Linked DNA regions of Homo sapiens: region 1 is linked to region 2. A link is an interaction called in ENCODE POLR2A ChIA-PET data of the cell type or tissue named here. Cell type or tissue: PC-9. All regions are shown on one strand. Each heading gives the region's core, and the rest is flanking DNA. Links, peaks and the distances in the headings are about the cores only.

Region 1 (4,385 bases), core at 265-4,264, 1.6 Mb before region 2:
ACCAACCTGGACAACATGGCGAGAACCCATCTCTATTTAAAAAAAAAAAAAGAAAAGAAAATATACTAGGCCCTGCGCTAAGCACTGAACACGGGTTATATCTTGTAATCTTCACTACCTCCGTCCCATTTTACAGATAAGGACTGACTCACCCAAGGACAGCCAGCAGGTGGTAGGTAGAATTAGGAACGTAGCCCAGGGCTCTTCCCATGACACTGTCGGGGAGGGAGAAGGAAACCGGCACTGAGCTGGTCTCCCCTACCGGCCAACCAAGAGGCTGGCTGAGTGAGCAAGGGTTGGGAGGCCCTGTTGGTGCACCTGCCCGTACTGTCTATCTCCCCCACCAAAACACGGGTCCCACAAACCACTGTCTGCAGCACCCAACACAGCGGGGCCTTCAGGATTCTGAGTTAGAGGAATGGACACCCAGACTCTTGCTCTCGCTCCCACCTTTCCAGGCCCCGCAGACTTCCCACCCTCATCCCCCATTCAAGGCACTTAGGGGGCACCCATTGGATGCAGGAACTCCTAAACCAGTGGTCCCCCAACTAGCTATGGTAAAGGACCAGTTTTCATTTCTAATCCATCACGGTCCAGTACTTTCATAAGAAGAACTAGCCGGGTGCCGTGCCTCATGCCTGTAATCCCAGCACTTTGAGAGGCCACGGTGGGAGGATCACTTGAGCCCAGGAGTTCGAGACCAACCTGGGAAACATGGGAAAACCCCATCTCTACAAAAAATACAAAAACTTAGCCAGGCATGGTGGGGCGCCTGTAGTCCCACCCACTTGCGAGGCTGGAGTGGGAGGATCACGGAGCCTGGGAGGCTGCAGTGGAGTCATGATTGCACCACTGCACTCCAGCCTGGAAGACAGACTGAGACCTATTTAAAAAATAAATAAATAAATAACATAAAAATTTTAAAAACTAGAAAAATGAAATAAAAAACATACAGAGGCTGGGCGTGGTGGCTCATGCCTGCAATCCCAGCACTTTGGGAGGCCGAGGCAGGTGAATCATGAGGTCAGGAGTTCGAGACCAGCCTGGCCAACAGGGTGAAATCCCATTTCTATTAAAAATACAAAAAAATTACCGGGCATGGTGGTGCGCACCTGTAATCCCAGCTACTCAGGAGGCTGAGGCAGGAGAATCGCTTGAACCCGGGAGGCAGAGGTTGCAGTGAGCCGAGATCACGCCACTACACTCCAGCCTGAGCGACAGAGCGAGACTCTGTCTCCAAAAAAAAAAAAAATACAGAATACAAGTCCACAGTTTATCAGATTAATTAGACATAAAATTACATTTCAATAAATATAATCAGAACAAACATAGGAAAAAGGAAAAATGACAAAAACCATTGAATATGAACAAACAGGCAATTAACACAGAATCGCAGCTAACAACTTTTTACTCCTTGTTTTTTTTTTTTTTGTTTTTTTTTTGAGACGAGTCTCACTGTCTCCCAGGCTGGAGTGCAGTGGCCCGATCTCGGCTCACTGCATCCTCTGCCTCCCGGTTTAAGCGATTCTCATGCCTCAGCCTTCTCAGTAGCTGCGACTACAGGCACATGCCACCATGCCCAGCTAATCTTTGTATTTTTAGTAGAGACAGGGTTTCACTATGTTGGCCAGGCTGGTCTCCAACCCCTGAGCCACCTCGCCCGACTTCATTCTACAGTCTTAACAGAAAGCAATTTCAGAAGTGGTGATTCCCATCATTAGAAGTCTGCGTTAGGAATCAGCAAGGTATAGTCCACAGAGTGGTTTTTATATTTTGTAATGGTTGGAGAAAAGTCAAAGAATAATAAGATTTTATGACATAAAATTATATAAAATTCAAATTTCCATGTCAATAAATGAAGTTTTACTGTTATTTATTAAAATTTCTGATATAGCCACACTCATTTGTTGACTTGACTTTGCACTACAAACTTCAACAGCAGAGTTGCGTGAGCAGCTGCAACAGAGACCAAAGCCTCAAAGCTGAAAATAATTATTCTCCAGCCCTTTACAGAAAGTTTCCCCACCCTTAGTCTACATGAACACTTTGACAGAACACCGTGAATCTGACTTTTCTCTCCAGTTATTTATAAGATTTGCTTTTTATATTCTGTGGTTTCAATGGGATATATCCAGATATATATTTATTTTTATTTACCCTACTCTGACTTCAGTTTGTTCCTTCAATCTGGGGAGTTGAAGTCTGTGGAAGTCTTTATGGAAAATTTTCAGCCATTATCTCTTTGGTTATTGCTTCTTGTTCATTCTCTATGTATGTCCTCCGTCTGAGACTCCCAAGGACTTATCTGTCTTTTTCTTTGAGACAGGGTCTCTTGCTCTGTCACCAAGGCTGGAGTGCAGTGGCACGATCACTGCAGCCTCCAACTCCTGGGCTCAAATGATCCTCTCACCTCAGCCTCCTGAATAGCTGGAACTACAAGCATGAGCCACTACACCCAGCTTATTTTTTTATTATTTTTTTTAAGAGGCAGGGTCTTGCTGTTAGGCTGGTCTCAAACTCCTGGCCTCAAGTGATCCTCCTGCCTTAGCCTCCCAAAATGCTGGGATTACAGGCATAAGCCACCACACCCAGTCTTCCAGTGACCTTTTTTTTTTTTTTTTTCCGAGACGGAGTCTCGCTCTGTAGCCCAGGCTGGAGTGCAGTGGTGCAATCTCGGCTCACTGCAAGCTCCGCCTCCTGGGTTCACGCCATTCTCTTGCCTCAGCCTCCCTAGTAGCTGGGACTACAGGCGCCCGCCACCACGCCCAGCTAATTTTTTTTTGTATTTTTAGTAGAGATGGGGTTTCACTGTGTTAGCCAGGATGGTCTCGATCTCCTGACCCTGTGACCCGCCCGTCTCAGCCTCCCAAAGTGCTGGGATTACAGGCGTGAGCCACCACACCCAGCCTTCCAGTGACTTTTAACTACCCTGTAATATTTTCCATCCTTTTGTCTCTCAGTGTTACATTATAAGTGATTTCTTAGATATAGCTTCCAGTTCATTAATCTTTAAATTGTGTTTAATCTGCTGTTTAGCTTATCCATTATTTTTTCATTCCAATGGCTGTGTGTGTGTGTGTGTGTGTGTGTGTATATATAAAATATACTTTATTTTTTTAACAGAAGCCATGGTTTGTTTTTTTCTTTTTGACGGATTCTCACTCTGTTACCCACGCTGGAGTGCAGTGGTGCGATCTCGACTCACTGCAACCTCTGCCTCCTGGGCTCAAGTGATCCTCCCACCTCAGCCTGTAGAATACCTGGGACCACAGATGCAAGCACCACCACGCCTGGCTAATTTTTGTATTTTTAGTAGAGACAGGGTTTCACCATGTTGCCCAGGCTGGTCTCGAATTCCTGAGCTCAAGCAACCCACCCACCTTGGCCTCCCAAAGTGCTGGGATTCCAGGCATGAGCCATGCGCCTGGCCTGTTGGGTTACTTTTTAAATCTTCCGGTTCTCTCTTCATACTATCCTGTTACTGCATGTTGATCTCTCTTCCCCTTTTAGCCGTCTTTTATTTGCATGTATCTTGTGGTCTCTTAGGCGGCTGTATTATGTACACTGAGATGCCAGTCCTCTTGTTTTTGTCTCTGTCTCGTCTCCTTCATGGTGGTTTCTTTACTTTTATAATCAGTATGGTTTTTTTGTTTTGTTTTTGAGACGGAGTCTCGATCTGTTGCTCAGGCTGGGGTGCAATGGTGTGATCTCAGCTCACTGCAGCTCCACCTCCCGGGCTCAAGCGATTCTCCTGCCTCAACCTCCGAGTAGCTGAGATTACAGGTGCATGCTACCTCGCCCAGTTAATTTTTGTATTTTTAGTAGAGATGGGGTTTCACCATGTTGGTCAGGCTGGCCTCAAACTCCTGACCTCAGGTAATTCACCCGCCTCAGCCTCCCAAAGTGCTGGGATTACAGGCGTGAGCCACCACTCCCAGCCCAATAATCTGTAATTTTTATCACAAGTTCCCCTTTGGGAGCGGCAGGGTTTTTTTCCAGTTTTTCACACCCTGGAGAGAGACTACACGCCTGCTTGAAGGGCAGGCCCTGGAGTTCCAGGCTCTTTAGGGCAGCTGTTTCCACTCTGGGCCCTGAACATCTGTATCCTTGCCACTTTCTATGACTGGTCAGTGCAGACAGATTAATATCTTAGCCTTTGGAGACCCTGGAATATATCCGGGGGGTTTGTTTCTTGCTCCCCAGACTCATATGGTTCTTCTGTCACTCATGGTTGTAGGAGTCCAGGCGGCCAAGCCTCCATCCAGATCTGAAACCCCCACAGCGTCAGCTCCCTCTTACAACCCCAGCTTTGATTTCTTTGTCTTTGATACATGGAGCCATCCCTTTCTTTCTTTCAAGCTCACTTTTTTTACACTTGGGTTTTT
Region 2 (4,385 bases), core at 213-4,212:
TGCAACCTCCGCCTCCCGGGTTCAAGCGATTCTCCTGCCTCAGCCTCCCAAGCAGCTGGGACTACAGGCATGGGCCACCATGCCCAGCTAACTTTTGTATTTTTGGTAAAGACGGGGTTTCTCCATGTTAGTCAGGCTGGTCTCGAAATCCTGACCTCGTGATCCACCTGCCTCAGCCTCCCAAAGTGCTGGGATTACAGGCGTGAGCCACGGCACCCAGCCTATGTGTCAAATTCTTACTATGTGCTGTGCTAAGCATGTGACATTACTTGTGTCCTCCAACAACCCTTGAGATAGTTATCATTATGTCTCCATTTCACAGATAATGAAAGAGGCTCTGAGAGATTGTGTGCCTCACCTAGGTCACACAACTGGTGAGCAGCCTAACCACATTCAAACCCAGACCCCAGAGCTGTCTGACCCCAGCACGGGTGTTCTGTCCACGGATCATACTGCCTCAAAAACACTCTCCTCTCCTTTCTCTCTCTCTTTCTCTCTCTCTCTCTCTCTCTCTCACACACACACACACACACACACACAGAGATGATGATGACAAGAGGGTGACAAGCATTGGGTCGCTCAAAGGCAAAGGAGAGGCACCAGGCTGGTAACCACTTTCTGAGTGCATAACACTTTATAGCTTACAAAGCATTTTCACATCTGTGATCTCACTTGATCCCACAACAGCTCTGTGAGATCAGCAGGGAGGCCCAGTTGAAGGAAGGTGACCTGCCCAGTGTCACACAGACAGAAAATGGTAGCTCTGGGACTAGAACCCCAGGGGCAATCTGGACTTCCTGGCTCTAAGTCCTGAGTGCACCCACAGGCTTCTGGCCTGTGTTCCCAAGGAAAGTAGCCCAGAGGGCAAAGCTAGAGCTGATGAAATGGAAGGACCGATGGAGAAGCAGGAGAGCCCAGCCCTCTCTTGATCTATTTACTTTGAGTCTTGCTCTGTCCCCCAGGCTGGACTGCAGTGGCGCAGTCACAGCTCACCGCAGCCTCAACCTCCCTGGCTTAAGCCATCCTCCCGCCTCAGCCTCCAGAACAGCTGGGACCACAAGGCAGGCGTACCACCATGTCCAGAAAATTTTATAATTTTTTGTAGAGATGGGGTCTCAAATGGTTCTTTCTGCCTTGGCCTTCCAAAGTGCTAGGATTACAAGCATGAGCCACCACACCTGGCCCCAGCCCTCTTTCTGTAGTCGTGTGACAACTGACAGCTCAGTACTCCATCTGGGCCTCAGTTTCCTCATCTATGATGGAAGTAATCAGAGAGAAGCTTTGGGATGGTGCCCAGCACTAACATTCTGGATGTGCGACAAGGTGTCTGTGAAGGTGTAAGGGCTTTGAAAATCTTGGCTGAGCCTGGGCTTGGAGTGCCCACGGCTGTGACTTGGCAACCTGTGCCAGCTACTCACTTAGCGACTTCAAGCAATTCATTTCAGCATCTCCCAGCCTCAGTTTCCCCATCTGTAAAACAGAGATGAGGATGATACCTGCCTCACATTCACTCACCTTTGACATACTCTCCAAACAAGTCTGGTGGCCACAAGCCTCCGAAAGGCACTGACCGTAATGAAGATGGCGTTTATCAGACCTCAGGACACCTGTAGTGGCCCTGAATTAAAACTCGTTATAGCTCCTGAAATTATCCTGAGTAATACTATTATATTGCATTTTATGTGGGGTTAGTTCAAAGCATTACCTTATCGCAAACATTTAAAATATACCACCCAGCCTGGGCAATACGGCGAGACCCAATCCCTACAAAAAACACAAAAATTACCTGGGTGTGGTGACGCGCGCCTGTAGTCCCACTTACTTGGAGGGGGCGCTGAGGCAGGAGAATCCCTTTAGCTCAGGAAGTTGAGCCTGCAGTGCGCCGAGATCGAGCCACTGCACTCCAGCCTGGGTGACAGAGACCCGGTCTCAAAAATATAAAGTAAAATAAAATATGCCACCATTTTTGTAACCCTGGTTTGTCATTTATTCACTTTTCATATACTCGAAGCCTTAAAACAAGGCCAGTGGAAAGACCTCACTCCACGAAGCTTTGGGTGGCGGTTGGCGTGGCTCCTAGAGATGTGATTCTTTCGTGCTATTTTGTGGGAGCAGAAACGGAGGTTAGCCCAGGCCTCGAGAGGGCTGGGGCGGGGCGCGGGCTCTGGCAGGTGCGTCAGTCCGCAGGGGAACCCGGGGCTCCACCTGGGCGCGGCGAGGAAGTTACACCATGTATGGGCAGCTACGTCAGGGGGGCGGGCCCGCAGCCTCCGGGGAACGCCGAGCCGGGCCCATCCCGGTGAAAAGGCTGCAGCCGGACTTGGGGAGGCGTCGCCAAGTTCGGGACCGACGGGCCAAGGCGGCGCGTCTCGGGGGTGGAGCCTGGAGGTGACCGCGCCGCTGCAACGCCCCCACCCCCCGCGGTCGCAGTGGTTCAGCCCGAGAACTTTTCATTCATAAAAAGAAAAGACTCCGCACGGCGCGGGTGAGTCAGAACCCAGCAGCCGTGTACCCCGCAGAGCCGCCAGCCCCGGGCATGTTCCGAGACTTCGGGGAACCCGGCCCGAGCTCCGGGAACGGCGGCGGGTACGGCGGCCCCGCGCAGCCCCCGGCCGCAGCGCAGGCAGCCCAGCAGGTGAGTGGGGCCCGACGCCGGTGGTCCCACGGGAGGACCGCGCGTGGGAGGCCGGGGTCAACTCCCGCACGCTCCGGGACTGGAGCGGGGAACCGGAGTCGGGGCCGGGCTGGGGGCTGGGGCGAGGATCCTGCCCCTCGCCGTCCGGGGCCAGTTGCCCCCACCGCGCAGCGGGCAGCAGAGACCCGCGAACTCCCCTTCTCCCAGCCGCCCCCTTCTCCCTCGCCGTCCGCGTCCGTCCCTCCGTCTCCGTGCCCGCTTTCTCTCCTCCTGCCCACCTCTGACTTCTGCGTCCACCCTGCTTCAGAAGGGGCGTGGGCGCCTAGGGTGGTCGCCTCGAAGGCTAGGAGGGTCTCTCCGCTTCGGGCTGAATTCCTGGGATCTGGAGTCTGGGCTGGGGTGAGGGTCCCCACACGGGAGGGAGGCGGGATCCGTCGGGAGAGCAGCTGGGCCAGGGTGGGAGTCCCGGCCCGGTCTGCGACCCTCCGCGTGTCCGTCCGTCTGTCTGTCCTTCGCCCCTCCGTCGCCAAGTCCCTATCGTTTCTCGGCCTGGGGAGTCCAGGGGGGTCCGGGCAGTGGAACCTGCCAGGTCCCCGGAGACCGGCCCTCGATCCCTTTGCCGAATGCGGCGAATAGAGACCTCGAGGTTCCGGGACGTGCGCGGGGTCAGGCTGCGGGCGACTCTCGCGACCCCACTCTCAGCCCCTAACGGCGCCCGCTGCCCGCCGGGGGGCACCCGGGAGGCTGCAGGTGCCCATTTCCTGTCGAGGGGCTGCGAGCACGTGTCGACAGGGGAGGGAAGGAGGGGCGTCCGTTCCGCCGAGTCACGGCGGCCGAGTCACGGCGGCTGAGTCACCCGGGGCGTCCCTCCCTTCCTGGCCTGGAGCGGCCCGGGCCCGGGAGTGGGAGATGCCGCCGGCGGTGCCTCGGACCCGGAACTGGGGTCACTGGGACGCCGGGCCCGCAGCGCTTGGGCTCGGGCTACCGCTGTCGGGACTTGCCTGGGCTTGTGGGCGCTTCCCGGACGATTGGGCGCCCACACCCAGGGCCCAGCGGCAGAGCTAGAACCCACTTCTCCCAGAACACTGAGCCCCATCCCAACCCACTCCTCAGATAGCTGGCTGATAGAATGGGAACAGGGACGTTGTGCTGGGCGCTTGCTACATCATTTACCATATTTCACGGAATCGAAGACCTCATCGATTGAAAAAAAAACCCACTATAACTTTATGCCACTAATTTTCTTTCCTTCTCTTTCTTTTCTTTTTTTTTTTTTTTCTGAGACAGGGTCTCCCTCTGTTGCCCAGACTATAGAGCAGTGGTGCAATCACAGCTCACTGCAGCCTCAGCCTCCTGGGCTCAAGCAATCCTACTGAGATCCTAGCTGGGAAGCGACCTGGCCACAGGCACGCACCACCACACCCAACTAATTTTTTAATTTTTTTGTAGAAATGAAGTCTCACTGTGTTGCCCGGTGTGACCTCAAACTCCTGAGCTCAAGTGATCCTTCTACCTCAGCCTCCCAAAGTGCTGGGTATGAGCCACCATGCCTAGTCCACTAAAATTTTTTAAATTGCCAATTAAACTATGATTTCAGAGCTATTAAAGGGTACTTCTTAACATCAGTGAAATCCTGTAATCCTCACCTGTAACAATATTAAAAATGAGGAAACTGAGGCACATGGAGGTTAAATAACTTGCCCATGGTCACACAGCCAGTAAGTAGCTGAGAGCTGAGATTAGAATTGGG

The links. Peaks named below come from ENCODE experiments on the same cell type or tissue, not always from the same donor. Only the 100,000 strongest peaks of a DNase experiment are listed, where the experiment ranks them.
Region 1: POLR2A ChIA-PET joins it to region 2 with 19 read pairs; 2 of 35 experiments call an interaction of 5 or more read pairs at or near these places.

What each region holds. Positions count from the first base shown.
Region 1 is chr11:67,459,224-67,463,608 of GRCh38, reverse strand. It overlaps CABP4 (calcium binding protein 4), which reads right to left. Exons shown (of 6, transcript NM_145200.5): 6 at 1,857-4,385. It overlaps TMEM134 (transmembrane protein 134), which reads left to right. Exons shown (of 7, transcript NM_025124.4): 7 at 1-1,899. Among named protein-coding and RNA genes, the nearest start is that of CABP4, 6.1 kb to the right of the region's middle. RefSeq lists enhancers at 3,378-3,427, 3,638-3,687. In PC-9, for the core only: no CTCF peak of the experiment used is centred there; no DNase peak of the experiment used is centred there; H3K27ac peaks cover 203 bases.
Region 2 is chr11:65,898,491-65,902,875 of GRCh38, reverse strand. It overlaps FOSL1 (FOS like 1, AP-1 transcription factor subunit), which reads left to right and starts at 2,488. Exons shown (of 4, transcript NM_005438.5): 1 at 2,488-2,635. The coding sequence starts at 2,537. RefSeq lists silencers at 2,097-2,696, 3,305-3,424, 3,390-3,617. In PC-9, for the core only: no CTCF peak of the experiment used is centred there; DNase peaks (open chromatin) are centred at 775, 2,285 and 3,465; H3K4me3 peaks cover 2,487 bases; H3K27ac peaks cover 3,798 bases.